Regions from separate parts of the Mus musculus genome. Here regions 1, 2, 4, 5 and 6 are each linked to region 3. A link is a loop called in an ENCODE intact Hi-C map of the cell type or tissue named here. Cell type or tissue: left cerebral cortex. All regions are shown on one strand. Region 1 overlaps Sptbn1 (spectrin beta, non-erythrocytic 1). Region 2 overlaps Psme4 (proteasome (prosome, macropain) activator subunit 4). Region 3 overlaps Erlec1 (endoplasmic reticulum lectin 1). Region 4 overlaps Psme4 (proteasome (prosome, macropain) activator subunit 4). Region 5 overlaps Sptbn1 (spectrin beta, non-erythrocytic 1). Region 6 overlaps Psme4 (proteasome (prosome, macropain) activator subunit 4).

Region 1 (5,000 bases), 810 kb before region 3:
GAGCAGCCCACAATGACTCTCATCAGTGCAGCTCAACACTGGACTGCTCAGGCCTCCTCTGTACTTTAACCAGTACAGGGCAGGACTCAGATACAGAAAACACAGACCTTTAAAAACTAGGGAGACAAGCTTTTAGGAGAGAAGAGGAAGAAGAAGAGATGATGCCCAACTGTCTAATCCTGGAGAATGCCCTAGACTAGGAGAAAATATCTTTTTCTATCATCTTAGGGTGTGCAGGTAGAGCATATGACAGCACCAGCTATGTCCATTTTTTAATAAAGGGCAGATGCTGTCTCTCCATAGCTTTCTTCAGTGCTCAGGACAAGCAAGTCTCACCTTCCTTCTTTCCTTTCTCCTTACAGGTGCCTGAAGAATGTCACATGGATGAAGGAGAATATGGCCTGGGCCAGGAAAACTCTGGCTTTCAAGGTCCCCTCAAGTGAGCCACCATGAGAATTCTGCAAGAGTACAGCTTATGGAGGACGGGCTTCGAGGCCTTCTTTTGAGGACATCTATAAACACTTCACAAGAATCAAACTAAGGGAGCCACGTACCAGGCACTCACTTGTTGGATGAGTTGATGCAATTCTGATAAATACCTATAGATTGCTCTCTGGGAAGCTCAAACCCACAGTCCCAAGGACTCTGCGTTAGTGGCTGGAAGTTTAACAGTCCAGAGTATAGTTCAATTCCAACATTCAAAAATGCTGTACCTGTCGTCAATAGAGTCCACCTTCTCCTGGATGCGGTCGGAGTTGATGTTCCCATCGCTCACCAGTCTTCGGCCAGTCTCCACAACAGCATTGATCTTCTCCTCGTTGGCATCCATGGTGGTCATGAAGTCCTCCTGCTTTTTAATGGCTGCTTCAGCTCCTTCCAGGGTGGTGGGCATTTCAGTATGAGCCAAAACATACTCCTTGTTTTAAAAGAGGAAAAAAAAATCCAAAATGACATTACATATTAACAAAGAAATTACAAGGACTGTTTCACTGTATTTCCATTCCACAAAATAATTTATGAAGCGGGTAAAATTAAAAGTTTGACAGACAAACATAACACACACACACAGCCTAGCCCAAGGATAATCCATTAGTCGCTCCATTTCTCTAAGTGGTAAATGTTATATAAATAGGTTTTCCTACAATAAGCAAAGCTTGGTCTGCTGGCTAGAAGAGTCCTCTCAGGTCCACAGAAGCAGCAGCAGACCCTCTGTACTCTCTTAAGAGAGATTATAACCCTGACACTGGCAGCCATCTGCAGTTGCTTTGTATCCTTGGGTGAAATTCTTGATCTTTCTAGAACAAAAAATAATCCCCCAAAACTTGCTCACTGTATTCTTTAAATTGAGCCCGCACGCCACAGAACACTGCCTAACTAAATAAGGAGTTATATAGACCTCAACAGTAATTACCACAGAATCATACTTTGGAAGACAAAAGAGCTTCCTTAGAAATTTTCAATTCTAGGTCTTTACAGCGTGATGGGTTTCAATGCCATTGAAGAGTTGGGGGTGGAGGGGCATCCGTTTCAAAATAACACATCTAATTTCATATAGGCATGGCTTAAGCCTGCTACTTAACCAAAAGTTTCCAACATCAGCCAGGGCCTGTTTCAACAGGATGGAAGCCAGGCCATGTGGAACGTTACCTGGTTATTAAGAAAAGCTTCAGCTTGTTTGGTGTCCCTAAGGAACTGCTGGTAGGCATGGGACTGGGAGAGGAGGTTTTGCCTGTTCTCCCACATTTTGTGGAGCTCATTCCAGCCAGTGTCTAAGGCCTGCAGCCGCTGCCGCAGAAACATATACTGGGCATCAGTCTGCCCCTGGGTGACCATCTCGCCCATGTCCCGCATCTTCTGGTAGTCTTCCTCATAATTGTCGATCTCATTTTTGATATTCTCGTGCTGTGTGAGAAGCTTCTCTGCCTCAGTGAGGGTATTGGGCATGTCCTCTGAGGCGATAGCAGTCTGGGTCCTGGAGAGCCAAGACTGGAAGTCGTCCAAGTCCCGCAGAAACTGCTGCAGCTTGCTGGCCTCTCCCAGGGAGGCCTCTCGGTTCTTCAGGGTTGTCTTCATTTCCTCCCACACATCACTGATCTCGGCCAGCCGAGACAGGATAGCTTGAGCCTGGTCAGGGTGCTCGGACTCCAGCTTCTCAGCTTCTTTCTGCAGGTCACTCAGCTTCGCCTCAATGGCTACCAAGTCTCGTTCCATGCCAGTCAGCTTGCGCTGCAGGGCCATGACACCTGCCAGGTCATTGCCAAGGTCTTGGGTAGACTCGATGACCTTGGTCTTCTCCCGGATCCAGGATTTGGTTTCATTGCACTCGAGGTGGTAGTTCTGGATGCTCAGGGCAGACAGAAGAGCATCCTTTTTCCTGTCCACCAGTTCTCTGAACTGACTCCACCTGTGAATGTAGACAGCACAAGAAGGGATCAGAATGTCTGGTAGATCCTGAGACGGGTAGCCAGAGTTGAAGCTGCCTCACTTTCCTCCTTCCCATCTTTCTCTGACTTTCTCTGTTTTTACTTGTGTGCTTTTAAATCATGTCACCCAGTAAATGTCAATCAGATGGCTTAGTGCAATGGAGTCCCACAGGGTCTAGTAATTCGTGCCTGCTGTATGCATCATACATTTCAAAACTGCTCTGGAGGAATATTTCCCCAAGCCAGACTGATGGTAAACTTTTGAACAATCTACTCAAAGATGTCTGCTCCACAGACAGACAGGAACAGGACAGGGGTCTGCCCTGACAACTGATGCTATCTTTGGCAAATCAAGCTTCATTATAGAACCCTGCTCTAGGGTTCTAACCCTAACTTCAACTTAAAGGGACAACACAGACAGGTTCTATCTTGCTGTCTGTCTTCTACCAAGGCTCTAATTTTAATCTGAGGAGAAGTTAGGTACTGGGTGACTCTGACTCATGTCCTGAATAATGTAACCTCACTTTAAAAGCTGTTTCTTGCAAAACATGGATGAGAATACTTGGTAAAGCAGATGCTGCTGTCATGACATCCATGCTACAAGGATGTGAACCTGTGCAGGAAACTCTTTTCTGACAGCAAAGCTGGGCAAGCACTGTCACCCTCACCAGAGCCACACAGGGACAGCAGGCGCTCTGCTGATGCCATGCATACCTCGTGTTGAGTTTGTCTTGCTGAGCTCTGATTTCCTTTTCACTGGGGTGGCCATTGTGCATCAGCTGCCGTGCAATCTGGTTCACCACAGCAACCCGGGAAGCCTGGTTGTTCATTTCTGGTTCTAGGCTCTCAAATCTGAGGAAAGCAATTCAAAAGAGTAGTGACTTTAATGGCTTATGTTTCAGTCCATCGCCTTAGCACCCAGGTAGTAGTAACTTCACTTACCTGTGCTGGATGACTTCCAGGTCCTCCAGCTTCTCTGGGATCTGCATGTTGTTGAGCCACTGCTCCTTCTCGTCAATCCAGAGCTCACAGGCATCAGCCTCACTGAACATCTTGTACAGGGCCAGGGTGTCCTGCAGAGCCTGCTTCCTTAGCCGTGTTAACTCTGCCATCTCCTTGCAGCGCTCCTCAATTCCTGCCAGCCGGCCCTTCACATCTGGAGACTCTGCATGTGCTTGTGGAAGGGCACTGGCTTGCTCATGCAGTGTGTCAATAGTGGGCCTGTAGTTGGTGATCTCTTCTGCTACATCTTTATGCTTCTTGACCAGAGACTGCGTGGAGTACTCATCATGGCCCACATCATTGCTGGAGACAATCTTGAGTATATCTAACATCCAAGCATCAATATCATCAGCATCAGCCTGGAACTGGTGCAGTAATGAGGCTTCCTCTAGGCGCTTCTTCCTAATGGCTGAGAGCTGTTCCAGGTTGGCCCACTGCTCCCGGATATAAATGATTCTCTCACGGATCTTTTCCGATCCAAAGTGTTCCTCTGCAATCATGTCTTCACCTTCTTTAATGGCCTGCTCAAAATGGCCACTACGGCCACTCATCTCATCCTCAAATGCCCGGTGCTTGCTCAGCAGGCGCATGACACTGGTCAAGTCTTTCCCGTAATCATCAGAGGACAGGATCTTCTCCTTCTCTCGTATCCAGCCTTCCTCTTCTGCCATCTCCCAGAAGAACTTCCAGAGGCGACGGGACTCTTCCAGGCGAGCCCTACGCTCGGCAGCCAGCTGACAAAGCTCTTGATAGCAGAACTCCATGTGGGCAACACGGTCTCGAATTACCTGGGGGTCACATGGCTTGTAGCCTGTTTTAACACCAAGGAAAGAATGCTAAGTCTCCAATAGCTCCCTGTTCATTTGCAGACAGTAAACTATGTTCCATGTTCTAGCTTGGCTCCCGTCTAAGCAGTGTCATATAAAGAGCAACAGTCACTTCCTGCCATACTGACTAGGACAGGAAGAAAGGGCTATGACGAACACTGCACTTTTGGCCCAACTGTAGACAAAGAGATCACTTACAAATCAAGAAAGCACACGTATCATATGGAAGCAGCTGTGTTTACTTAGTTCTTAAGAAGCAGTGGTGGCGCAGGCCTTTAATCCCAGCACTTGGGAGGCAGAGGCAGGACAGCCAGGACAACAGAGAAATCCTGTCTCGAAACAAACAAACAAACAAAAAAGCAAGGCTCTGGGCTGGAGAGATGGCTCAGCGGTTAAGAGCAGTGGCTGTTTTTCCCAAGGTTCTGAGTTCAAATCCCAGCAACCACATACACATACATGGTGGCTCACAACCATCCGTAATGAGATCTGATGCCCTCTTCTGGCATGTCTGAAGACAACTACAGTATACTTACATATAATAAATAAATAAACCTTTGGGGAAAAAAGAAGGTGTGCACCACCTCTGCCCATCTTATTTAAAGAAGCAAGGCCCAGTCCTTCTCCCTCAATAGCACGTGACTAGGTGTCAAAGCTGAGAGCTGCTAGAGCAACCACAGTAGGCTGTCGGTCCACATCGTTAACGAGTATGGACTGAAAACATTAACACTACCAGATGCTAAAGCTCTCA
Region 2 (5,000 bases), 99 kb before region 3:
CAGCAGAGCTTCCAAGGTGGAGATGCTAGTACATTCTTAGTTGAATGTTTATGTTCTTCCCATCAGTGCCAACAGGTAGACAGTATATTTCTCACACACACACACACACACACACACATCACTGCAGCATGCATGTGGAAGTCACAGGACAACCCTTGGGAGATGGGTCTCAGTTCCCACTGTTGGGTTGGAGGATCAGACTGAACTCAGGTCATTGAGCTTGTGCAGCAAGTGCTTGTGCTTGCCGAGCCATCTCAGAGAGCCTAAACTTTTCATGCGTACTTTCTTGGTTAATTTCTCCAATTTATCCAATAACCTTTCGCCTGGTATTCCCCTTCCCACTTTCAAATCTTCTGTTTTGCCATCCCGTTTTTTTCCATTTCCTTACAGCCTTTTCCCCTCTCATGTCCCCTTTCCAGCATCATGACTTATATACTCATGCTCACTGTACATAAATAACTTGTATATAAATTGGAAGCTGGGATCTGTATAAAAGACAGCTTGTGTTGGTTATCTTTCTAAGTCTGGGGTACTTTTCTTAATACTGTTTCCATATCCATTTGTAAATGTCATTTTTCCATTTATGGTTGAGTAAAATTTCACTTATATGCATAGCACATTTTTATTATCTGTCTGTTGATGGACATGGAGGCTGATTCCCTTTCTTTGCTATTGTCAGTAATGCACCATTGAACATAGATGCACAGGTATCATTGTGATAGAATGCAGAGTCCTGTGGGGACCTAATCTTTGAGAAACTCCTGCACTGATTTCCTTAGAGTTTGCATGAGTTTACACTCCTACCAAGAATGAATGTGGGCTCCTTTTGGGAGGAGGTGTTTTTGAAGAAAAGAATCAGTTTCTACTGTGGTACAGAATGTTGTAAGAGAGGTTTTTTTTTCCAAAATGTTGATATGTGTGTGTTAACCTGTTTGTAGATGGCTATCTCAGCTGTTGCTGGTATTCTCAAGCAGCTAAAGAGAACTCACAAAAAGCTGACTATCAACCCTTATGAAATCAGTAAGTAGTACCTCAAGTAAATAACAGTGCTTTTCAATAACACTTAGAACATTTCTCTGAGTATTCACAGAGGTCAGGAGTGGTAGCACAGGTAGAAAGGTCCAGAATTCGAAAGTCAGCTTGAGCTGTGTTAACATAATCCATTGAGTCTTTCTTTCTGAGCAGGAAGATTAGAAAAGATCTTCTACTTTTCTTACTGTGTTCTCAGGATTTTCCCCCCTTTGTTTGTTTGTTTGTATGTATGTATGTATGTATTGTTATTTTGTTTTTCGAGACAGGGTTTCTCTGTATAGCCCTGTCTGTCCTGGAACTCACTCTGTAGACCAGGCTGGCCTCGAACTCAAGAGATCCATCCACCTTCCTCTGTCTCCCAAGTGCCGGGATTAAAGGCGTGCACCAATGTCTTGAGAGGGGAATATTTTAATTGTAGATTAGAATAGTCCACAGAAAAATGTCTCTTAAGAGTTATTCTTTGAGATAAAGGACATGCATGAGGATAAATAACTAAAATTTTAGTAAGGTGTGTTGATAAAATTAATGACACAGAATTAGTGTTAATTTAAAAAAATGTTTTTGAGAACTGTATTTTGATATATAAAAGAACAGTATTACTTTTGCATTCTGTACTGTGGAGTGTAGAGACATGAGAGCAACTCTCATAAAACAGTTCTAATAAGTGTGTGTGTAGGGAGAAAGAATATGTTAAAATATACATAGGGTAATGTGTAAAAATATGAGGACTGTAAGCAAAGAACAATGTAAAAAAAAATCCCTGAGCTTTGTAAGATTGAAATTAATTCAGAACCAAATGTTTTAACAAACCCTTTTAATTTAGTACATCATATTCTCCTAGCAGTTATCAATCCCAAATCCATCTTTCCCTCAACAGGCCAGCTTAAAATCCCATGCCCTCCTGAGACTCGGCCCCTCCCACCTGGCCTTGTCTCAGGGCTGAGGTCCAGGGCCTTACTCATGCCTTTTGTTTATTTTTGTAATTGTGTAAGTGGGTGCACATATGCCATCACATTTATGTAGCAGTTAAAGTACAAGTCAATTTTTTTCTCTTAACCATAGGGGTCAAGGGGTTGAACTCAGGCTGCTGGGCTTGTTAACAGGTAACTTTACCTAGTGAGCCATTTAGACAATAATATGTGATCTTTTATAAAGACAATATTAATGTGATTTCTTCTTAAGTGTTGCAGGTAGAGCTAGAGAGATAGCTCAGTATTTATAAACATGTTTTATTTTTCCAAGTTCTATTTCCAGCACCCTCATCAAGCAGTGCACATCTGTTTGTGAGCTAGTTCCAAGGGGATGCCTGTAACTAACCTCAGGCATATGCACATATACTAACATACACACAAATACATATGTATATGTATGATTTATGCAAACATTTTTAAGGGAGTTATAGTCAGAGCATGGTGGTACATGGCTTTCATCCCAATACTTGGGAACAGAGGCAGGTGGGTCTTTGAATTCTAGGCCAGCAAGGGCTATAAAATGACACTGAAGGATTGTGTATTGAAAGTCTAGAACAGCTACTGAGTTACTGTCTTCAAGTTATTGAATCTGAATACCTTTTCTTTAGGTGGATGTCCTAAACCTACCAAAATTCTTGCTGGTGATAGACCTGATAACCATTGGTTGCATTATGATAGTAAAAATATACCAAGAACAAAAAAAGAATGGGAGTCAAGTTGCTTTGTTGAAAAAACTCACTGGGGATACTACAACTGGCCAAAGTAAGTCACGGTTCACCTCCCACTTTATCATTAAACATTTCTTTTTTCTTTTTTGGTAAACTTTATTTTGTTAGATCTAATTCCTAGGTTCAGTCACTTTTAAAGGCCTTTCCTTCTTTCTTCCTATTTTGTGTTCCTGCGAAATCTGTGCTTTGTTTCTTCCCAGTAGTTACACTACAATTCTGAGTTTTTGTTAATGCCATGCTATATGGCTTGGTAGGCTCTTGACAGCTGCTCTAAATTGTGTTCCTATGTATTAACACACTTTTAACATACTTGTCTAAACCAGAGCACTTTTCTCTCACTGTTGAGTCCTGTAATTTGTTACCAAAACATGGAGATCTGTAGACTTTATAGCAGGAGACTATTATAATCTACTCATATCCCTATACTTCATTCTTATCAGAAGTTATTAAAAATACCTCCTAACATTTACCATTGAAGCTGTATCATTCTCTTCTGTTCACGTTATAAATAAAACTCTTACTGTGTAGGAATATGGTTGTTTATGCTGGTGTGGAAGAACAGCCTAAACTTGGCAGAAGCAGGGAGGATATGATAGAGGTAAGCATTCATTCCATTGTGGTTTTAATTGGATCTTGACTGCTGGTTTAGCTGTATCTTAAGTCCTTTTTTAAATGTTACTAGTGTTCCATCACTCGGGTGCTAATTGACACCACATTAACATTTTCAAGGTTGCCCTTAAGTTACTACTGAATTCAACATCCCACTGAGTACTGCTCTAAACAGTACTGCTGGCTGCTTGTGTTAGTTCTGGATGATACAAGGCTCTTGAGCAAACATAATGACCAATTTAGGTTTCCACTGTGTATAAGTCATGGCTTCTTGGGAAATAGGTGTTATTTTTTTAAGGTTTATTTTTATTGTTTTTAAATTATGTGTATCTGTGTATAGGTGTCTGCACCTGGTTGTAGGTGGGGGGCAAGAGGTATTAGTATTGGTTCCCCTTTGCACTGGGTAATGGGAACAAACTCAGGCCTTCAGGAAGAACAGTGCCATTCTTACCACTGAGCAGATATCTAGATTTTAAAGACAAATATTTTAGTTAAGTTGGGTATGGTAGAGAGTGAGTGTAACTTCTGCACTCAAGGCTTTTAAGGGAGGACTGGTATTAATTCAAGACCAGTCTGGACTGTAGAACAAGACTGTCCATAATCAACTAAACAAAAGGAAGGAAAGAAAAAAAACAAAACCACAAAAATGAAACAAAAATTTCTTCATCGAATATACTTCATTATCATTGTGAAAGTTAATTCACTTTAAAAAGCCAAGTTGGATTGGGACTCTATAAATAAAGACCCAAGAGTCAGCAGCTAATCTGGACCCTTGGGGGCTCCCAGAGGCTAAATCACCAACCAAAAAGCATACATTGGCTAGACCTGCAAATATGTAGCAGATGTGCAGCTCAGTCTTCCTGCAGGTCCCCCAACAACTGGAGCAGGGGCTGTCTCTCTGTTGCCTACCTGTGAATCCTGTTCCCCTAAAAATGTGCCTAGTCCTGCAGTGACTTGATGTTCCAGGGTGGGTTGGTACCCAGGAAGGGGTGGGGGCCTTGGAGGAGGGAGGGCTTTGATTTAAATTGAATTAGTTAGTTAATTTAATTAATTAATGGGGGGAGCTAAGTTTTTTTCAAGTTGATGTTTAAATTTCCTGATGCTCACCGACCTTTCTTTAAAGGTTGGTGTTATACAAAGATGGAAATGGCTTGGTAGAATTTGGTTTATACTTAGAAGGTTCTTATACATTGCACACAGCTGGCTCAAAAGTGTTAGTCCTGATTACCAAACAGAACATTTTTTGGTTTTAATTCATATTATGAAAAATGACATCCAAATCTGGGAAAGAAAAGGAAAAAACGTAAATATTTTTAGAGTTGCATTTTAGTTTTGCATCTAATTTCATTTACTATTTTCATTCTAGAAAGTACTATAGTTTCTATGGATATTGAAAATTCTCCAGAACAAAACTATCACTATAAGTCTTGTGCTCTTAAGTAGGTTTTAAACTTTGAACATTGTTCTTTTTTTTTTTTCATCTTTATAGGCAGAACAGATTATATATGATCGTTTTTCTGATCCTAAGTTTGTTGAGCAGTTAATCACATTTCTATCTTTAGAAGACAGAAAAGGAAGAGATAAGTTTAGTCCCCGGCGTTTCTGCCTCTTTAAGGTAATTATGCTTGAAATATTCTTTTCATAAAATTTAGTGATTACC
Region 3 (5,000 bases):
GGAAAGAGTCATTAAAATAGTTATTTTAACTTTCTGGAAGGCATTTTTTTTTCAGTGTGCATACCTTTCACCCCAGTACTTCTGGGGGTTGAGTAATCAAGACATTCTGAGTATTAAGACCCAGTCTCAACTAACTAACCAACCAACTAACTAACCAACCAACCAAACAGAAAAACTCCTGAAAACCTAAACCAAAGCCCCTAAACAAACCCAAAACAATAAAAAAAATTTAAAACTTTCAACCTAACCCAACCCAAACCAAGTAATAACAACAAAACTCTGAAAAAGTACACTAATGTAACTATCTAAAATGCTCATTAGAATACTTTCATAGTGGATTGGGGATGGGGCTCAGTTCATAGAGTGCTTGCCTAGCATGTAGAAAGACCTGAGTTTGACACCTAGCACCATTTTAAAAGGGGGCATGCATATTAGGACATGCATGTAATCCTAGTACTAAGTAGGCAGAGGCAGGAGGATCAGATATTCAATGTCTTTTCTAGCTGAAGAGGGAGTTTTTAAGTAGTTTGGGTTAGAAACTTTATCTCAAAAACAAAACAAAACAAAAAACCAAAAAAGCAAAGAAAACAAAAAAACCAAGCAAACAAACAAAAAACCCAACAACAACAATAACAACAACAAAAAAACAGAAGATGAAATAATACTTTCTTCTAGCTGAGAAAGGTGGTACATTTACCAAGTTTGATTAATTCTGTAATCAATGTAGTATCCTACTATTTATTCATTTCTTAAGGATGAATTATCAGAATAACTCTAAATTAGAACAGCCCCAACAGCCTATTAATTTACTAGGCTCAGGGTAGTTTAAGAACACAGATAGTTAACAAGCAATGTTCTTTCAAGGTGACTGAAATCAGTTAATACTAAGTTTTCCAGTTTCTAAAAACTGGGAATACTCTGGCTAGTATTACCACATTAAAAATCACTTCACAATTAAAAGTAGTATTGAAGTCGTCTTTTTTTTCCACGGGAGATTTAAAAGATTTCTTTATTTTTAATTGTGTGTCTACGTGTATGATGGACACTTGAGTACAGGTAACTGTAGAGGCATAGGAAGCACTGGATCCCTAGAGCTGGAGTTAACAGGCAGCTGTGAGTTGCCTCACGTGGGTGCTGGAAATCAAAGTTGGGTCCTCTACAAGAACAGTACACATGCTTAACTGCTGAGCCAAATCTCCAGCGGTCACAGCCTTTAAAAACGTGAATCCAGGAATGGCGATGCAGATCAATGTTAAGAACATTTGACATATCTAGGAGGCCCTGGGTTTGAGCTCCAGGACAACAAAACAAATAATTGACCTGGATTGTTGTTACTCTATACCTCGTGATATTGATGTACATGTTTGCCATAGCAGAATTCATATTTCCACCAACCAACACCCTAAAGGAAAGAAATAGATAAAGTTATACACAGAGAAGGGAGACTGATATAACAATGCCACATGATAGTGGGAAGTATATATACTTTTTATGAGTTATAAAATCAATAGTGTGGTTTAAAATTAAAATGACAAAACCAAAACATGACAGGCTGGTGTTTACAGTGAGTTTCAGGATAGCTAGGGCTATATGTGAGTCCCTGTTTAAAAACAAAACAAAACATCTTTGAGTGTATTTACACTGGTATTAAGAGTCAGAGCAAACGTTACCTTTTAAACGTAGCTCATTTGAACTCTTGATTGTTGCATAACCAAAAAGTGAGAAATAAATCACTGATGCCCATTTTAACCATCAACCAAAATCATACAAGACAGCCATAGGAAATGTCAAACTTTTATGAGTAGAGAGAATATAATTAATGGGTGTGGATAAGGCGGTATGGGAGGGGGCAGGTGACTACACAGGAAATGTCCATTGGTGATGGCACGATCCTGTGATTTCTCTACAGGCCCTTGTGTTCAGTGCTCTTAATGGACATGGGTTAGGTAACTGCAACATGTAAGGTTGTAAGATCATTTAAATTACAGTTTCACTTCCTTACCCCATGAAAGCAGTAAGAGCCACTTAGGAACTCCTTGATGAGCTGGTCATCTGTCAGCTTGGAAATGTGGGTTGTTCCAACAGTGAGCACTGGCTGAGAGCCAACAGCAATAGGTTTGTGGATGGCTGGAAATCTCTCTTCCTTAGCAGATGGCAAATCTTCCTAAAATTAAGCAGACAGACATGCTTATGGGTTCTATCACATGTTTTCCAGTTATAGCTTGTTATTATTTTAAAACCAAACAGAAATCTAGAAAAGTTTTTTCCCCACTTAATTTTAATATTTTAATAAAGGGGAACTTTGTGACAATAGTAAAAAGTCTAGAAAAATGTTAGTTTTACCTCCAAGTACCAGGTATGATAATCCTCTGGCACATATAGGGAAAATTTCCATTTTATGCATTTTTGTCTTCCTTTTGTAAAGTAAAGTACTTTGGGACTTATTAAGCTTTGCATCCTTACATTTAGTTTTGTAGAAGCCCTTAAGGGTAAAGCTAAGTTAACAAGGGGGGGAAAGGAGTTGGCGGGAGTGAATAGTATCATCAGTTGTGATTACTTAAACGTAGCTGGACTGGTTGTTGCTCTGGAGGAACCTGAAATTTCCTCAAGTAGATCTAAAGTAATAAGGGAATTACAACTACAGACTTGTAAAGGAAGGGATGAAAAGGACTTTGATGAAGAATTGAAATATGAGGACTTTAACAAGAGGAAACTCATGATCAACACTTGAACTTGAGAAGTAAAGAATTTCTTACTAACTTACAGTGGATATGCTGTCTCCTTTTTCAGTTGATATGGTAGTTGTCATGTAATAGAGTGTGACTCTTTTACATCTATTTCAGCTTATAGGAGTCCTTGAATGGTTATTCTCTTAGAAATCAATGACTACTCTTTTTCATATAGTCAAAACAACAAAGGTGCTTTTTTGTTTTGTTTTGTTTTTAGTGGTTGCTAGCCAGGTGTGGTGGTGCAGGCTTCTAGTTTTCTAGTACCTGGGAAGCAGAGGTAGGAGGTTTAGGAACTCAAGGTCATCCTTGGCCACTTGGTTCATTAGACTATGAGGCCAGTTTGGGCTATGAGAACTAAGGGGGCATTGGCTCAGCTCTTGTTCCACATCCTTACCAGCATTTGCTGTCTCTTGAGCTTTAGATCTTAGCCACTGTGACAGGCTTAAGACAGAATATTAGTTGTTTTGAATTACATTCCCGTGATGGCTAAGGGTGTTGAATATTTCTTTAAGTGCTTCTTGGCCATTTGAGATTCCTCTGTTGAGAATTCTCTGTTTAGATCTGTATGCCACCTTTAGTTGGGCTATGTGGCTTCATAGTGTCTAGTTTCTTATGTTCTGTATATATTTTGGATGCCAGCCCTCTATTGAATGTGGGGATGGTGATGATATTTTCCCATTTTATAGGTTGCCATTTTTCTTACTGACTGTGTTCTCTGCCTTGCAGAAGTTTCAGTTACATGAGGTCCCATTTATTAATTGCTGAACTTACAGTTTGAGCTATTTATTGGTGTTCTTTTCAGGAAGTTATCTCCTATGCCAATGTGTTTAAGGCTATTCCTCATTCTTCTACATGCAGACATACAGTTAGACCAGCATCGTTTCTTGAAGATGCTTTCTTTTTCCACTGTATAATTTTGGCTTCTTTTTCAAAAATCAAGTGTGCACAGGTGTGTGATTTACTTCTGGGTCTACAGTATGATTCCATTGAACAACCTTTCTGTTTTATGCCAATACCATGAGGGATTTTTATTACTATTGTTCTGTAGTACAGCTTGAAATCTGGGGTGGTGATTCCTCCAGAAGGATTGTTTTAGCTATCCTAGGTTTTTTGTTTTTGCATATGAAGTTGAGAATTGCTCCTTCATGGTCTATACAGAATTTTGTTTGGATTTCGATGAGAATTGCATCGAATCTGTAGCTTGCATTTGGTAAGATGGCCATTTTTACTATGTTAATCCTACTGATCCATGAGTATGGGAGATCTTTACATCTTCTGAGATCTTCTTCAATTTCTTTCTTTAAAGAGTTGAAGTTCTTGTTATATAGGTCTTTTACTTGTAAAATATCTTGCACCAAGATATTTTATATTATTTGTGGCTACTGTGAAGGGTGTTGTTTCCTTAATCTCTTCCTTAGCCTGTTTATCTTTTGTATATAGGAGAGCTACTTACTTTTTGAGTTAATTTTATATCATTTTGTTCATCAGTTGTAGAAGTTTCCTGGTAGAATTTTTTTGGGTCACTTATGTATACTATCATATCATCTTTGAACAGCAATACTTTGACTTTTTCCTTTCCAATTTATATTCACTTAATCAATTTAGCAGTTTCTCAGAAAACTGGGAATGGATCTACCTCAAGATTCAGCTATACTACTCCTGGGCATATACCCAAAGGAAACTCTACCATGCCATAAGGACACTTGCTCAACTATGTTCAAAGCAGCTTTATCGTAGAAGCCAGAAACTAGAAACAACCTATATGTCCTTCAACTGAAGAATGGACATAAATAAATAAATAAATAAACAAACAAACAAACAAACAAACAAATAAGTAAAATGTGATACACTTACACAGTGGAGTATTACTCAGCTATTAAAAACAATGGCATCATGAAACTTGCAGGCAAATGGATGGAACTAGAAAAGATCATCCTGAGTGAGGTAACTCAGACCCAGAAATACAAACATGTACTTACTTATAAGTAGATATTATCTGTAAAGCTAAGGATTTCCATGCTATAGTCTAGAAACTCAATAAAGTTAAGTAACAAGGAAGGCTCAAGGAGGAATGCTTGAATCTCACTGAGAAGAGGAAAAAGAATAGACATCCTGAGTGGACAGGCAGGGCGTGGGTGTGGAGGTAAGTGAGGGGACTGGGTAGGAGTGGGTGTGGGGATGGAAACAGGATGAATGTGGTAGGGGGAGGATGGAGGGAATTAGGACTGGGAGAGACAACTGGAACAGGGTGAGGGGTATCTCTGGGATCAA
Region 4 (5,000 bases), 120 kb before region 3:
GATGAGACAAGGTATCATTATATTTCCAATATGTAGGAACTCATGGTAATCTTTCTTTCTTGCCCTCCTGAGTGTTGGGTTTACAGGGACACACCACCAAGCTTTAGCTTCAGGAAGATGAAATATTTAAAAGTCTGTCATTGTCAAATAAGATGGAAATGTTCTGAGTTCACTTTTCTGTTAAAGATGGATAACTTATCATTTGGGAGTTTATTATATTTGGAATTTTTAATTTTTATTTTGTTTTGTTTTTTGATGGGGGATGATTGTCACTTTGTGGCTCGGGTTGGTCTCCAGCTTACCAAGATGTGCCTGACTTTGCCTCTAGAGTGCTGAAGCTGAAGGTGGGCACCACCATGCCAACTCTTGAGAAATCTTTTACAGTCAAAATTTGATCACCACTCAAACTTGAGTTTTCTTTATGAGATAGTTTAGAAATTTAAATACATATATTTTGTTCCTTTAAAGATATATTGATTCTTTTGAAAGGGATGTTACTTTGGCATATGAAAGCATAAAGTTAGAATATGTGTTTTGGTTAAAAAAAAAACATTACTAAAGTATAGTTAAAAATGACACTTCTAAAATGATTTTAAAATGAGTTAGAGCCATTTACAGAAACATTGTTTTTAAGCTACTGCAGTGTCAAGTATGAATGAACCTTGAATTGGTTATTCTAGATTCAAACCAAATGCCTTCAAGTATTTTTCCCTGTCTTTTCAGATTACTCGTGTAGACGGGAAGAAGTTACTTCTGTATAGGGAGCAGCTTGTAAAGATTCTCCAGCGAACCTTACACCTGACCTGTAAGCAGGGCTACACGCTGTCTTGCAACCTTCTGCATCATCTTCTTCGTTCTACCACACTAATCTACCCTACAGAGTACTGCAGTGTTCCGGGGGGCTTTAACAAGCCGCCTTCTGAATACTTCCCTGTCAAGGCAAGCATTTTCAGCCATTTAGAATTAAAGACTCTATTGGGTTCTTAAGTTAATCAGAGATGTTTCTCCTTGCTGTGTAGAGAAATGTCCAGTCTTTAGAAAAATTTTGTTGTTGTTGTTTATTTATTAAGTGTGCCTGAAGCATATATATGCCTGGTACCACATAGGCTAGAAAAGGGCATTGGATCTGAAGTTGGAGTTAGAGGATTTTGAGCCACTACATGGGTGATGGAATGTAAACCCCTATGCCCTGGGAAAGCATTCAGTGCTCTTAACTGATGAGCCGTCTCTCCAGCTCCAATTCCTTGTTTTAAAGTACAGTGTTTAAAGCTGTTACTGGGATGTAGTAGTAACCTTGTGCTTTTTAACTTGTCATGGAGCTAAAACTCTTCCCTTCCTTCCTGCTATGTAGCCTAGGTTGGCCTTGAAGTTGTGATCTTCCTGTGTCAACTACTACTGTGCTGTGATAGCTAATGCCTGGGTAGTTTTCTACCTTTCTGCAGTGGCTATGCCATATCTAACTTCAAGAGTTATATATAATTTTAATCCTGAACTAGCTGGCTTCATATAAACTTGCTTTCTCTCCTACAGTAAATGCTTATTAAGTGGCTTTTAGGGAGACATTCAGGAGTAATAAAAATGAATTTTTTATGAGTCTCTTTTGCACATATTGGCTCATATTATTTCTATGTCTGCCTTTAAACTTTAGAAGTATTGTATATACATGTTTTTCTCCAGCTTAACAACTAAATAAAAAGCTTCTCTTTTCTAGGACTGGGGTAAGCCTGGAGATTTGTGGAATCTGGGGATCCAGTGGCATGTTCCTTCTTCAGAAGAAGTCTCTTTTGCCTTCTATTTGTTAGACTCCTTTCTTCAGCCTGAGCTTATCAAACTCCAGTGTTGTGGAGATGGAGAACTTGAAATGTCTAGGTTAGTTTTCTTCTATTATTATTTGTCAAACCTCAGTGCCTGCCCCAAACTTTGTTATCTGATGTATGTATTTTCCTCTTTTTTTTTAAATCTTCTTTTGAAGGTTTCTTTGATTTTATGTGCATGAGTGCTTCCCCTGCATATTTATACCATGTGCGTGCCTACTGGCTGCAGAAATCACAGAAGGCTTTGGGTTCCTTGGAACGTGGACTTGGTGGTTGTGAGCCGCCGTGTGGTTTCTGGGAACTGAGCCATCTGTAGCCCCATGATACATAAACATAATCAGTGTTTGTTTTTAAAATGTGCATTAAATGTACTGAGAAAAACATTGAACACTATGTAACAAAATTCGTGAATGTTTCAACTCTTGTTTTGGGTGTGTGGTTTAGCTTGGGTTTTTGAAGACCTTGAACTTCTGATTCCTGTCCTGTCCTGCCTGGGTCACGCAAGGCTGAGGATCAAACCCAGGCATGCTAGACAGACATTGTACTCATAATTCAGCCCCATCTAAACATTTTAGGGTTTTTCTATTGTTTGTGTATATTTTATTTTTCTGTTTTTGTTTTATTTTGAGACAGTTTCTCGCCATATAGACCAGGAACTCTCTGCTTCCCTAAACATCTTAAATAGAAAAACTGACCCCTTATTACCCTCCCAGTTTTTTGGCAGAAACACTTTTCTACTTGCTTGTATTGGAAAGTATAGATAAGGTATATTCCTTTCAAAGGAAATATCTCTCTACTGAACATAGAAATCCATTCTTTTTAGTAGCTTTCATTGTTGACTTTTGAGGTTATTTAACTGAGATTTTCTTTATTTCCCATAGGCATTTAACAAGAAATAGTTATTTTTAATCCATTGGGCCTTTATAGTTTAAAATTTTGAAAGTTCCAGAAATAATAATAAGAAATTTAGTGTTTATCAAATGCCAGAAATTTTTAATAGACATAGGTAAGATTTGGAGGAAGAGGTTTCATTGACTAACACTGACTTATACAGTGTGCTAGACTGCTTTATATATATATCAGTATTTACGTTTCTTTATTCCCATTCCATTCTTTTGGTTTTCAGTCTTATGGTATCTACCCTTCTTACAATTTCCTCATGAAATGCATCATGATCCTCTCAGTCAAGGAAAATGTCAGACTTCCTCATCAGCCCCCAACCTCTAGACATCTTGCTGAATCTCTGGAATTGATCTTTTCTCCATCAGAGTTCCTTTTTCACATTCTGTTTTATAAGTCTGGCATGTGAGACTTAATTGCTCTGTCACAGCTTTCTCTTCTTCAGTCAGTAGAGTAAGCTCCAGGTTTGTTTGCTTTTGTAGTTCTTGTATCATGGTCATTGTCTTGTTCAAAATACCACAAATGCAGCTCTTGGTCTCTTTGCTCAACAGAAACTGCCTTAAAGCTGCATATAAAGCTTGATATTGAGACCTTATTGCTGATAATTCCTTTAAAATTGCAACTGCATTTTTCTGTCCTGCTGAATGAGGGTGATTAGTTTTGATTTCATATTCCAGCCTATATTGAAGGTAGTCCAAATCAGAGTCAGCTTTCTGGACCATCAGTTCCAGTTTATTGACCTCCGCCACCATACTGAATAGTTAACATTCCTCAGACGTCGGAAGTGCTTAAGCTCTAAACTGCTCTTGGGAAGCACATCTGTAGCTAGATTTTTTTTAACCCCTTTTTCTTTTTTATTTACCCTCCTATTCCAAGTTTAAGAGTTGAAATAAGGTAGACATGCTTTCTTTTGTTATTTTTTATTAGTAGTAGAGATCTTTGTATTTGGTTAATTAAACTAAACTGTCCTTCTCAGAGTGCAGTTAGTTATTATTTGTGATTATTTCTTAAAAGCCTGACTAAGTATAAGTAGGCATAGTATTAACAATAAATATGTTTGTGTTCTAACAGTAAGTGATAAATTTGATAAAATGCATTAGGTATTTTCTAAAAATGACTATATTTTTTTGTATTGTCTAGAGATGATATTCTACAGAGTCTGACTATAGTACACAGCTGCTTGATTGGTTCAGGGAACCTTCTACCTCCATTGAAAGGAGAGGCAGTTACTAACTTGTAAGTAAAAACAAAACAGTACAACAACAACAAAAAACCTACATGTTTTTATTCTTTTGACATTTGAGTATATTTTAAGTTTACTTACTTCATGGGCTACTGCTTTGTTCTTGATATTGTTTCTGGATTATTTAATCTTTCATATTTGTAGTTCTTAGGGCAAAAAACCAACAAAATACCTAAGGTATAATTTAGGTCTGTGAAATTGTTAAAGGTTTTTATCCAGATTTTTTTATATGGTTGCAAGGTAAAATATATTTACAGGTTAGTACATTTTAAAACAACAGTTAGGAAGTATTAATTTAAGATTAATACACTTCTTTTTAAAAAAGCAAGCAAGCAAACAAACAAAACAAATCCTATTTTGCCAGCAGTCAGCATCGAGTTAGGATCCTGCAGCCAAAAACAAGTCCTATAGAAGAGTGGTTTTACTAATATTTTCTTCAGTGTTGCTTTTTGGTATATCATGCAGAATATTTAACCCATTGCTGGTGCCGCCATCTGGGCTGTGCAAAGTGGAGGGGCCGTGAAGTGAGCACTGCTTAGCATGAGGAGTTAGCAGCTGGGTTACTGTGAAATTTCTCCCAGCATCTATTTTATTGCTGAGAAAGCTAATGAAGATCACATAAAAAATGAGTAGGTAGCTATCCTTAAAAATTGGGATTAGAGAAATTATTTGCTGTTTTTTGCTCTTTGTCTTTTAATAGAACCATAAAAGGCTTTACTGGAAAAGTGTTTGGGGGCATGACCAATTTGTATGGTCATTTGGAGTTATACTTTCCAAAACATATTGCCTATTATTTCACCCTAGAAATATTTATCATCACAGAGTATTAAGTTTAGAAATAGTAGTGTAATTTTAGGAGGCAAAATCTGTTTTAAGCTTGTTTAAGAACTTGGTGAGTCTTTGAAAAAAATTAGATTTTTTTCATTCGTCTATCTTATAGTTGGATACAAGAACAATTTTGCCAATGTTCATTTTTGTTAAGAAAGATTAACTTTGAAATATATTTAAAGATGAGAGCCCTTTGAACCTTTTCTCTCCAATGA
Region 5 (5,000 bases), 820 kb before region 3:
CTGGAAAAGTGGACCACTACTACCTTTAAAGAGAAATAGTGTAGCTGGGTGTGGTGCCATCTTTAATGCTAGCATTTGGTGGCCAGAGGCAGGTAAATCTCTGAGTTTGAGGCCAGCTTGGCCTACACCCACCACACCACTGTTTCAGGAAAAGCTAGGACTATAGATCCTGTTTCAAAAATCAAACCAAACCAAAAAACCAAAATCTAAAAGAGTGTTTGTGACAGTGTGGCTGTCTGTGTATATTGCATATGGCGAGCAGTAGGTAAGCACAGGTGATATTCTTAGGAATGCCACCCACCTTCTCTTGAACAAGGTCTCATTGGCCTGGAGCACATGGTCTGTTTCTGCCACCCTAGCACTGAGATTACAAGCACATCCTTAGTTTACAAGGAAAACAACTTTATTGACTGAGTCATCTTCTCAAACCATACCACTGATACATGTATGTTTGTGTGCCAAGTGCATGTGGAAGCCAGAAGAAGGTACTGGGTCCCCTGAAACTGGAGTTACCAACAGCTATGGGAGGGCAGTGGGATTTGAACGTAGGTATTCTAGAAAAGTAGCTGGTGCTCTTCACAGCTGAGCCATCTCTCACTTCCCCGTGACATACTTTTAAAAAAGAGATTTATTTAATTTTACTTATATGAGTGAGTACATTGTAGCTGTCTTTAAACACCCCAGGAGAGGGCATAAGGTCCCATTGTAGATGGTTGTGAGCCGTTATATGGATACTGGGAATTGAACTCAGGACTGCTGGAAGTGAATGTTCTTAACCACTGAGTCATCTCTCTAGCCCATATCTGATGATGTATTAAACTGTTTGCTCATTAATTCAGAGTAAATTCACCTGCCCTTAGAATCACCTATCACAATATGTAAAAAAAAAATGGTTATTTCCTCTATTATCTACCAAGCAGAGAGTAATTCAGAGTAGAGAGCAGACAATTCAGCCCAACCATCACCTATTTAAGATATTACATGGAAAGAAGATACATATGATTATCACTCATACAGGTGAAGATATTTAAGATATTACATGGAAAGAAGATAAATATGATTATTCACTCATACAGGTGAAGATTTCACTCAACCACTGAATGGTAATAATACGCATCAACTAGATGTTAAATGAAAATATTCCTATGCACAGACATTCAACAGTTTTACTAATTATAGTCTTTCTAGATGACTCTGAAAAAGTCTACCGCTGGCAGGGTAAGCACTTATCTGGTGGTAAAATCCCTTCCCATGGAAGAGCAAAGGAAAAGACTCTTGATCTGTAGAGAGGAAGGGGAAAGCCATGAAGCGAGCATAGCCCAAACAGAATACTGCCTTGCCCACTTGCCTGTTGCTTTTTCAGAAGAATATTGACACTGGTAAGGTCTTTGCCATAGTCGTCAGATTGAATCTGGCTCTCCAGGCCATGTAGCCATTTGTCAAGATCTGCGCAGCTTTGTGTGAAAAGCTCAGCCTTATTTGCATCAAAGAGCCGCTGGGCCTTGGTCTGGGTTGTGGATTCAAGGACTTCCCACATTTTATGTAAACCAGTGAGTTTTTCCTTTACCACAGCTTCTGTTTCTGGCTTTTCTGAAATAAGCTGCATTCCTTCCTGGAGAACATAAACCAATGAGGTTAAAAATAGTTTGCAAGAGAATAAATGTCACTGTGAAAAAACAAAACTCAAACTCTGAGACATTTAATCTGTGATTGCCCCACTTGCATCCACACTCCCTACATTCATCCAGGAAGTTAGTGCTCAGTAAAATAAACAGTGGTCTTTGTTAGCAATTAAGTGTTGCATGCTCTAACAGTTTCAATTGGGCAATTTATTGTTAATAACCTACAACTTCACGCTCTAAAGACTATATATAACACATAATTTTAATTCTTAGGAGAATGATAGTGAAGGGACAGGAACGTGAGAAACACACACTGCACAGAATTTCCCTATGTGAATACACACTGCAAGGATTAACATAGTTAGTGCCTGGTGTATAGTAGTCACACCACCCCTAATAGACTTAAAGCATATTGCATTTTAAAATTTATGTAATTGTATCTGATAAAGCCGCCCATAAAGCAACACAGGTTTATGGCCAGTGGCAATGAGGAAGGAAGGGACATGGTCCACCAGTAGCAACTGATCTGATCATCTGGTAGCCACTGAAAGATAAACTAAGCCACTTGTTTGGGTCTCTGCTTCTCTGCCCGCTGTGGGACAGACATCAGGTTAGAAACTAAGTGGAAGCAGGGGATTGTTACTGACTGTGATGACATAGGGCTCTACCCTCAAATAAAAGGAATTCATTTTCTCTCCTCCCTCTTCCCTAAGTTTTTATGTCTTCCTCCTTACCAAGGCCACAATTTGGAAAGGAGGGTGAGGGAAAGGTCTCACCAAATAGTTTAACCCACCTTCTCAATTTTGTCAAGCCATTCTTTGTTGGATGCAAGTTCCGCCATAAATGCTTGATGCTTTAACCATTTACTGTGCAGATTTCTGGCTTCATCATAAGACATGTCTTGAGCTGTAAGCATCTTTTCATTGATCCAGAGGGACAGCTAGGGTAGAACAGCAAGAAGTGTTTAGAAGCTGTCATCATAGATTTAAACCTTTTACTCCGACCCAGAAAGGATTACACCCGTGTCGACATTTTCCATGTCAACAGACCGGCAAATATTTTACTTTGCACCTCTGACCCATTTTGTAGCTAAGTGTGATATAAATGGTGGACCTAACATTGAACCCAGAAGTATAAAAACTCCAAAGCAGCTTTTAAACTCAACTGCACTCTTGGCCAGCTTTCCCTAAAAAGCTTGTGTTTGTAGTTTTGCTCTTACTAGTTCAAAACACAAGCTGTTTCCTCCCCCAGATACCTGTGACAGCTATAGCAAGCTAACCATTGACTATCATTTAATTCATCTGGCAAGTATGTATTTTAAAACAATCTGCACAGCAGTGGTGACGCATGCTTCTAGTATCAGTGCTTGGAATGCAAAGGCAAGTGGATCTCTGTGAGTTTGAGGCCACTGTGGGCTACAGAGTGAGTTCCAGAACAGCCAGGGCTATACAGAGAAATCCTATCTCAAAAAACCAAGAACCAAACAACACACAAACCTGCTCATTTATCTACTGGGTGATGTGTGGGAATGTCAAAGAACATAAACAACTTGCTCACCGTGGAACTAATGCAATGACAACAGCCATTCTTTTTTTTCTGTCAACTCTAAATCACCTTTACCTGTTTTTCTGTAGCCTCTAACTCTCGAAGGAACCTTCCACTCAAACTAAGAACACTTCACAGAACTGGACTCCGAGACCAACCATATATACTAGAAAGCCACACAAAGCTTGCCAGCTGCTGACAGACTAAAATAAATTATAAGAGGCTTGGAATGGGAGTTGGCCAAACCAAGCTCTGACCTCTTTCAGGCTTTTATCCCAAGTCAGACCCTGCTTGGTCCTGCTTGCCTATAAGTGCCCAGGCCAGAGATATACAATGGAGTCCTTCAGGGACCATCTACCGCCACTTGGGTGGGTGAAAGTGAGATTACTTTTAAAGCAGTCACTACTCCCTGTGAGTCTGCACCTGAATATCTCCATGGTTTCATGTCTCAAAGTCTACAATGGCACAGGAGACCAAAGACGCCTTTACGGTATCCGTGTTTCTGAAGCCTTTCATTAATACCCTGGTACTGCTGGGAAAGGCTTCTCCATATATTTGCTTCAACAGCAGTGGGTCTGTTCTTTATAAAATGTCAAGGAGGGCAAAGCGGGTCACAAGAGAACTGCTGACTTTGAGAATGGACAAAAACTCTAAGTACTAGCTCCATCTTTCATGAAGGAGAACTGTCGGGAGCAAAGGTCAAAGCAAATCTTTTGTAATGGAAGACCACTGATTGGTCAAACAACAGTAAAGATAGCACGTTTTCAACTAAAAAAGAATTTAACTATTTCCCAGCAATCTAAATGGCTACAATGTGACATACGAAGGACGTTTGTCCAATCTAAAAAAAAAAAAGAGAGAGATGAAGAAAACCAAATGATAAAAATCCCTCTGTGTAGCACAGAGAGAGGTCTCCTACAATAGAGGATATTTGTTGACCGAAAGTGCCAGGGACATACACATATTTTCACTATTCATAACACACAAGTAGGATTTTGTTTTTAAAAGGAGAAAGCACTACATAAAAATTACACTTATAAACCAATGTGCTCTTTGTTGAACATATCATCCTACAGATATCATGCAGACCAGCACAATGCTGTAGAGCTATGGAACTAGCTAGTATTCTGGTCCTCTGTCACCATTCTGGAACTAGAGCTAAGTGATTATTTCAGGCATTCACAAAGGTCATGTCAGAATATACTCATTCTCTGCAAAAAAACCCAAAAAAACCAAAAATCACTGTGCAGATGGAAAAAAGAAAAAGAAAAAGAAAGAGAAAGAGAAAAAGAAAAAGAAAAAAAAAAAAGCTTTAATCACTGAGCAAGGCTCAGTACAAAACTCAGTCCTGTGCCAAACAAGTCTGTACTGACTTCCTGGGGAAAGAGAACAAAAACCACCAACCAACCAAACCAATTCACCTTCAAAAGTCAGAAGTACACTCTAAGAGAATAAACCAGCCAGCCACAACTTTCAGATCATCTATACTCCACCAAAACCACGCTGTGAAAATTAAGATGTTCCCTACATAGGTATTTGAGGTGAGCAAGTGGGTCCCTGTTTTAACTGTATCAAGTACAATGGCTGCCCTCAGTCCTTATGGGGGCAATAAAGGCAGATCTTAAAATTCTTGCTTCCATTAGCCAAGGCACCCAGGAGAAAAGGAGTATGTATGTGTGTGTGTGTGTGTATGTGGGGGGGGGGGGGGTATTGAGGAGGCAACAAACCTGTGGATTCTCTAGACCTTGAACACAAACAGCTAGTAACAGTAACTTCTGCCTACTAGGTAAATAACTACCATCATAAAACATAGTCAAATGTAAGGCTGGTCTA
Region 6 (5,000 bases), 90 kb before region 3:
AGAAAGACAGGAAATGGATTATCCAAGTGCTAAATTAAATGATGAATTTCTTTTAACGGCTGTGGTGTTTTCACTTTGTAAGCAGTGTGCCAGCTCTAACATAAGTCACCCAGCCTTCTGAGCTGTCACAGCTTTTGAGGGAATATAATAACCCCTTTGTCATAATCTTATTTTTCATATTCTCTTTTACCAAAACACAAAGAAGAGGGGCCGGAATATAGTTTATAGTATATGGTCGTATACTCTATCACCACAGAAACAAGACACATATAAAGGAGTGTTTACTTAGCAGACTTTGTGAAGCTGGAGAAAAGCAGGAGCTATTATAAAAATTATAATAAAGTGGTTGGGTGGTGGTGGCACACGCCTTTAATCCCAGCACTTGGGAGGCAGAGGCAGGCAGATTTATGAGTTCGAGGCCAGCCTGGTCTAGAAAGTGAGTTCCAGGACAGCCAGCAGGGCTATACAGAGAAACCCTGTCTCGAAAAAAAAAAAAAAAAAAAAATTACAATAAAGTGGGACTGGAGATATCCAAAGGTCCTGAGTTCAATTCCCAGCAACCAAATGGTGCCCCTCTTCTGGTATGTCTAAAAACAGCTACAGTGTACTCATACAAATATAATAAATAAATCTTTTTTTTAAATTATAATAAAGGTATGTTCATTAGTGAGAACACTTAAATTATTATTCTCAAAACATTAGGTCAGGTGCTTAGCAATATAGATTTTTGCCTGTAAGCCTGACAACTTGAGTGCAATTCTTAGAACCCACATGGTGACCAAATGCTAAAAGGAGACATAGTCTAACACAGACATGTTTTCTGACCTCCACCCTCATGCTATAGCATGTATGTGCCCCCAACCCTACTTCATATACACACATAATAAATAAATGTTTAAAAGAAAGGTCAATGGATATTCTTTTACAAAACTTAATAGTAGTAAATATAGTACCACTAAAAATATATTTAAACATTTTGAATGTAGTAAATATAAAAAGTAGGTAAAAAATAGAGAAAAATAGAAAAAGGGATGTGGAAGGCAGTCTTCAAGATGTTACTATTTTGAATTGTTGATGGTATACTTAGTGAGAAGAAGCTGTTTGTGGTGATCCAAGAGAAAGCAGGAAAAGATTGAAATGTATTACAGGCATTGTTTATACTTTCAGCATAGAAAAGCAGTGTGTAATACAATGTCTCTGTCCTTTCATTGTAGCCGACTCTATGTGCTACAAGGTGGCCTTGCCCAGCAAGAGTGGAGAGTCCCTGAACTATTGCACAGACTTCTGAAGTACTTGGAACCAAAACTCACCCAGGTTTACAAAAATGTCAGAGAAAGAATAGGAAGGTATGTGTAGTTCTTCCTTTTGGTTTTATGTCTTGAGTCTTTGTAGTTAAGTTTTAATACTAACAGTACATACTTACTGGTCATGTTCCCAGTGAGTGTGCTGTTGTCTGCCTCATGTTTTGATCATTATTATGTTTTGAAAAACAAGACTTCGAATATGAATTGGGAGCACTGTACTCAGAAGCCACCAATGAGAGCAGCCATCATACTACAGGGTTGCCCCTCAAAATTGTATGGCATATCTTACACTGGGAGTGTTCAGAGACCCTCCCTGGGAATTATCTTTTGAAAAGTTTGGCTGAGCTGTAACTTTTGAACCTCAGTTTTAATTTTCATGTCAAACCCCCTACTCTTCTGTGTTTTATTTAACAGTGTGCTGACCTACATATTTATGATAGATGTTTCTTTGCCAAATACTGCTCCAACAACATCTCCTTGTATCCCTGAGTTTACTGCTCGCGTCCTAGAAAAACTGAAACCACTCACAGATGTGGATGAAGAAATTCAGAACCATGTTATGGAAGAAAATGGCATTGGTGAAGAAGATGAACGAACTCAGGGCATTAAACTCTTAAAAACTAGTGAGTTGTTAAAATTGGTAGAAATTCACTTGAAAACAGAGAGCTCTTTTTAGTTCATTTGAATGGTTTTCCCAACACACACACACACACACACACACACACACTTTTTCTTATGATAAAAAAATGTGTGTTTTCTAATTTTAATCTTTTCTGTTAGCTTGTTTGGGCTTGCTTTGTTTGTTTGTTTGTTTGTTTGGGTTTTGAGATACTGTCTGACCAGGTAGCTGTGGCTGTCTTGGAACTCATTGTGTAGACTAGGCTGGCCTTGAACTCCCAAAGATACACCTTCCTCTGCCTCTACCTCTCAAGTGTACTACCATGCTTACATTTTTCTCCATTTTTTTAAAATCATATTTTGCTGATTTTCATTTGTAGTTGTTTATATGTTCTTGCTATTTGTTAGGATTAAAAGCATGCATCACCACACCAGGCAATTTTTACCATTTTTGCGTGTTCAGTTTAAAGGCTATAAGTCCACAATCACCTATGTCCAGATTTCTCTTCGTGGGAAGCTGAAAGTCTGCACTCATTTCACAGTAACTCTTTGTGTTCCCTTCCCTGTGCCTCACTCCTAATAGCCATCCCTTTACTTATGTCTCTAAAATTTGTTCTAGGTAGTTCTTCTCAGTCAAATTGGATCATATTAGTTCTTTTATCTCTGGCATATTTCACTTGGCAAAGTATTTTATGATTAATCTATTGCTTTAGTTAGAGCTTTTACTGACTACGGCTACTCTTATAAAAGAAAACATTTAATTGGGGATGGTTTACAGATTCAGATGTTTAGTCCATTATCATTATGGTGGGAAGCATGGCAGCATGCAGGCAGATATGATGTATCTGTATCCTGGAAGCAGCAGGAAGAGAGCAAGCCACTAGGTCTGAATTGAGCTGCTGAAACCTCAAAGCTTACCCTTCCCCTAGTGGCCGCAGCTACTAGTAGTGCTCCCAGTGGATTAATTGGGGCCATTCTATTCAAACCACCACATGTTGAACCATAAATAAGAAATTCATTTTTACTGCATTTTCTTTCTTTATCCATCTGTTGGTTGACATTTGAAATTTTACCACCTTTTTTCTATTTTGAAAAATGCCACTCTAATCATTATTTAGTGTTGTGTTTTAGACAGGGTCTCACTATGTAGCTCTGACTATCTTGGAACTTTGCTTATAGATCAGGCTAATTTTATCAATCTGCATCTGCCTCTGAAGTGCTGGGTTTACTACTATACCTGAGTTGACCACTAATATACTAAGTATCTATTAGGGTCCTGCTTTCAGTTTCTGTGTATAAACCTAAGAGTGAGGTGTGCTCAAGTGTTGTTGTTCTCAGTGGCCACCTGTTTTACAGTCTTGCTATGAAATGCTATCCTCTATCCTGTCTACTCTGTACTTTTTGATTTCTGTATAGGGTCTTCCTCCTTTTCCTCACTTATCCTAATGGGTTTGAAAAGTTGTAATTTGGCTTGTGTTACCTGATGACAAATGATGTTCACCATCTTTTTATGTGCTTGATTGGTCCTTTGTCTACTTTCTTTGGAGAAAGATTTCCCCCCTTTGAGTCGGTGTTTCTGGCTGTCCTGGAGCCATGTATGGTTTTCCATTCAGAGATCCTCAGCCTCTGTCTGTTAATGTGCCATCATATCTGGTTTTTCTCCATTTTTAAAAATCATATATTCTGTTGATTTTGAGTTATAGTTGTGTATATGTTCTTGCTATTATACATTATTAAGTAAATAACTTATAAATATTTTCTGCTGTGAATATATGTTCTCTCTTGTTCACTTTTCCTTCCCCTACCCTATCTTCCAAATGTTGGTTTTATTATTGTTTCTTTGGTTTGGTTTGGTTTGGTTTGGTATTCCCCAACCCGCTGCCCCCATAGGATCTTTCTCTGTTGGGCTTGCCTCTGCCTCCTTAGTGCCAGATTTGCTGTTGTGTTTGGCTGACTTGGGGTTTTTGTTTTTTGTTTGTGTTTTTGTTTTTGTTTTTGTTTTTAAATCTTTCTTAAATATACTTTGGGCTCATCTTTAGGTCCTTAGTCTGCCTTCAGTTACTTTGAAAATGACTGTAAAGTCAGAATCTAGCTTAATTGCTTAGAATGTAGACAGTGACTTTTCCCAGCACTGCTTGTTGAAGACTGTTTTTTATTACATTACTTGGTGCTCCTGATCACCACACATTGTGAGGATTTATTTCTGCATTTTGTTGTGTTCTATTAGTTTGTGGTCATGCCTTCATGTCAGCGCTGTACTGTTGATTTCTTTGGATTTGTAGTAAGTTTTTAAAATCGCCAAGTATGAGCCTTAGAGTTTTCAAGATATTTTGGCTACTTGGTATCTTTTAGTAGCTTTTTTTTTTTTTTTTTTTTTAACTATAAGCTACTTGGTCACTATTTTAGCTGCCTCAGAATTCTTGGCTAGTTTGAAATATATTAAAAGTTCTTGGCAGGCTATTATAACTCGTAGATTTTTTTTTTCTTCCCTAGTACCCTCAATTACTTGATTACCATGGATTTTATTAAACTGCTAATGAATCAGTCTGATTTGAGATACTGTAACTGTTGGGGACATTAGAATCGCATCATTCTTCGTGCTCCCTAATTGTATATCTTGGCTGATTCTGTGTGTTTATTTCCAAATAGTATTGAAATGGCTTATGGCAAGTGCAGGAAGATCTTTTTCTACAGCAGTCAAAGAGCAACTTCAGCTTCTGCCTTTGTTCTTTAAGGTAAGACTGTAAGTTGAAAAAAATATGTGTTCCCTCTAGCCATCATTCGTAACCATCATTCAGTGGTTGATGTGTGGACCTACAGAGTAGTTCCTGTCTCAAAATCTAAAAGTTTGGATATTTTTTATCCTGATGTTTTCCTAATCCACTTTTAAAGCAATCCATATCATTCAAGATAGGGAAAGATATTTTCCATATTTTTATGCACTAGTTGAATTTTGATTTCATCTGAAGGTAGATTGTCACAGAAAATTCTTCAGTGATAGTAGTTAACATTGAAAATATGTTGCAGATATGCATATAATATTTAATTATTGTTAACTTTTATATATACATATATATA

What was found. A loop is a pair of places that touch in the nucleus more often than their neighbours do. Peaks named below come from ENCODE experiments on the same cell type or tissue, not always from the same donor. Only the 100,000 strongest peaks of a DNase experiment are listed, where the experiment ranks them.
Region 1: it touches region 3 in a loop (3-fold over the local background); 2 of 42 quality-filtered maps call a loop at or near these places.
Region 2: it touches region 3 in a loop (2.5-fold over the local background); 5 of 42 quality-filtered maps call a loop at or near these places.
Region 4: a loop joins it to region 3, with 2.7 times the contacts of the local background. A loop is called at or near these places in 4 of 42 quality-filtered maps.
Region 5: a loop joins it to region 3, with 4 times the contacts of the local background. A loop is called at or near these places in 2 of 42 quality-filtered maps.
Region 6: a loop joins it to region 3, with 2.3 times the contacts of the local background. A loop is called at or near these places in 4 of 42 quality-filtered maps.

What each region holds. Positions count from the first base shown.
Region 1 is chr11:30,135,227-30,140,226 of GRCm38, forward strand. Sptbn1 (spectrin beta, non-erythrocytic 1) reads right to left here. Exons shown (of 35, transcript NM_175836.2): 13 at 3,366-4,236; 14 at 3,138-3,275; 15 at 1,648-2,404; 16 at 714-916. Among named protein-coding and RNA genes, the nearest start is that of Sptbn1, 82 kb to the right of the region's middle. In left cerebral cortex, no CTCF peak of the experiment used is centred here; a DNase peak (open chromatin) is centred at 2,052.
Region 2 is chr11:30,842,569-30,847,568 of GRCm38, forward strand. It overlaps Psme4 (proteasome (prosome, macropain) activator subunit 4), which reads left to right. Exons shown (of 47, transcript NM_134013.3): 32 at 939-1,020; 33 at 2,612-2,765; 34 at 3,260-3,329; 35 at 4,830-4,955. Among named protein-coding and RNA genes, the nearest start is that of Gpr75, 40 kb to the right of the region's middle. In left cerebral cortex, no CTCF peak of the experiment used is centred here; no DNase peak of the experiment used is centred here.
Region 3 is chr11:30,941,697-30,946,696 of GRCm38, forward strand. It overlaps Erlec1 (endoplasmic reticulum lectin 1), which reads right to left. Exons shown (of 14, transcript NM_025745.3): 9 at 2,003-2,164; 10 at 1,343-1,402. Among named protein-coding and RNA genes, the nearest start is that of Erlec1, 9.9 kb to the right of the region's middle. In left cerebral cortex, no CTCF peak of the experiment used is centred here; a DNase peak (open chromatin) is centred at 2,079.
Region 4 is chr11:30,819,205-30,824,204 of GRCm38, forward strand. Psme4 (proteasome (prosome, macropain) activator subunit 4) reads left to right here. Exons shown (of 47, transcript NM_134013.3): 18 at 724-939; 19 at 1,712-1,869; 20 at 3,855-3,950. It also overlaps the pseudogene Gm12103. Among named protein-coding and RNA genes, the nearest start is that of Psme4, 50 kb to the left of the region's middle. In left cerebral cortex, no CTCF peak of the experiment used is centred here; a DNase peak (open chromatin) is centred at 2,101.
Region 5 is chr11:30,122,451-30,127,450 of GRCm38, forward strand. It overlaps Sptbn1 (spectrin beta, non-erythrocytic 1), which reads right to left. Exons shown (of 35, transcript NM_175836.2): 18 at 2,416-2,562; 19 at 1,349-1,612. Among named protein-coding and RNA genes, the nearest start is that of Sptbn1, 95 kb to the right of the region's middle. In left cerebral cortex, no CTCF peak of the experiment used is centred here; a DNase peak (open chromatin) is centred at 2,921.
Region 6 is chr11:30,851,459-30,856,458 of GRCm38, forward strand. It overlaps Psme4 (proteasome (prosome, macropain) activator subunit 4), which reads left to right. Exons shown (of 47, transcript NM_134013.3): 39 at 1,215-1,346; 40 at 1,719-1,927; 41 at 4,572-4,657. Among named protein-coding and RNA genes, the nearest start is that of Gpr75, 31 kb to the right of the region's middle. In left cerebral cortex, a CTCF peak has its summit at 2,863; no DNase peak of the experiment used is centred here.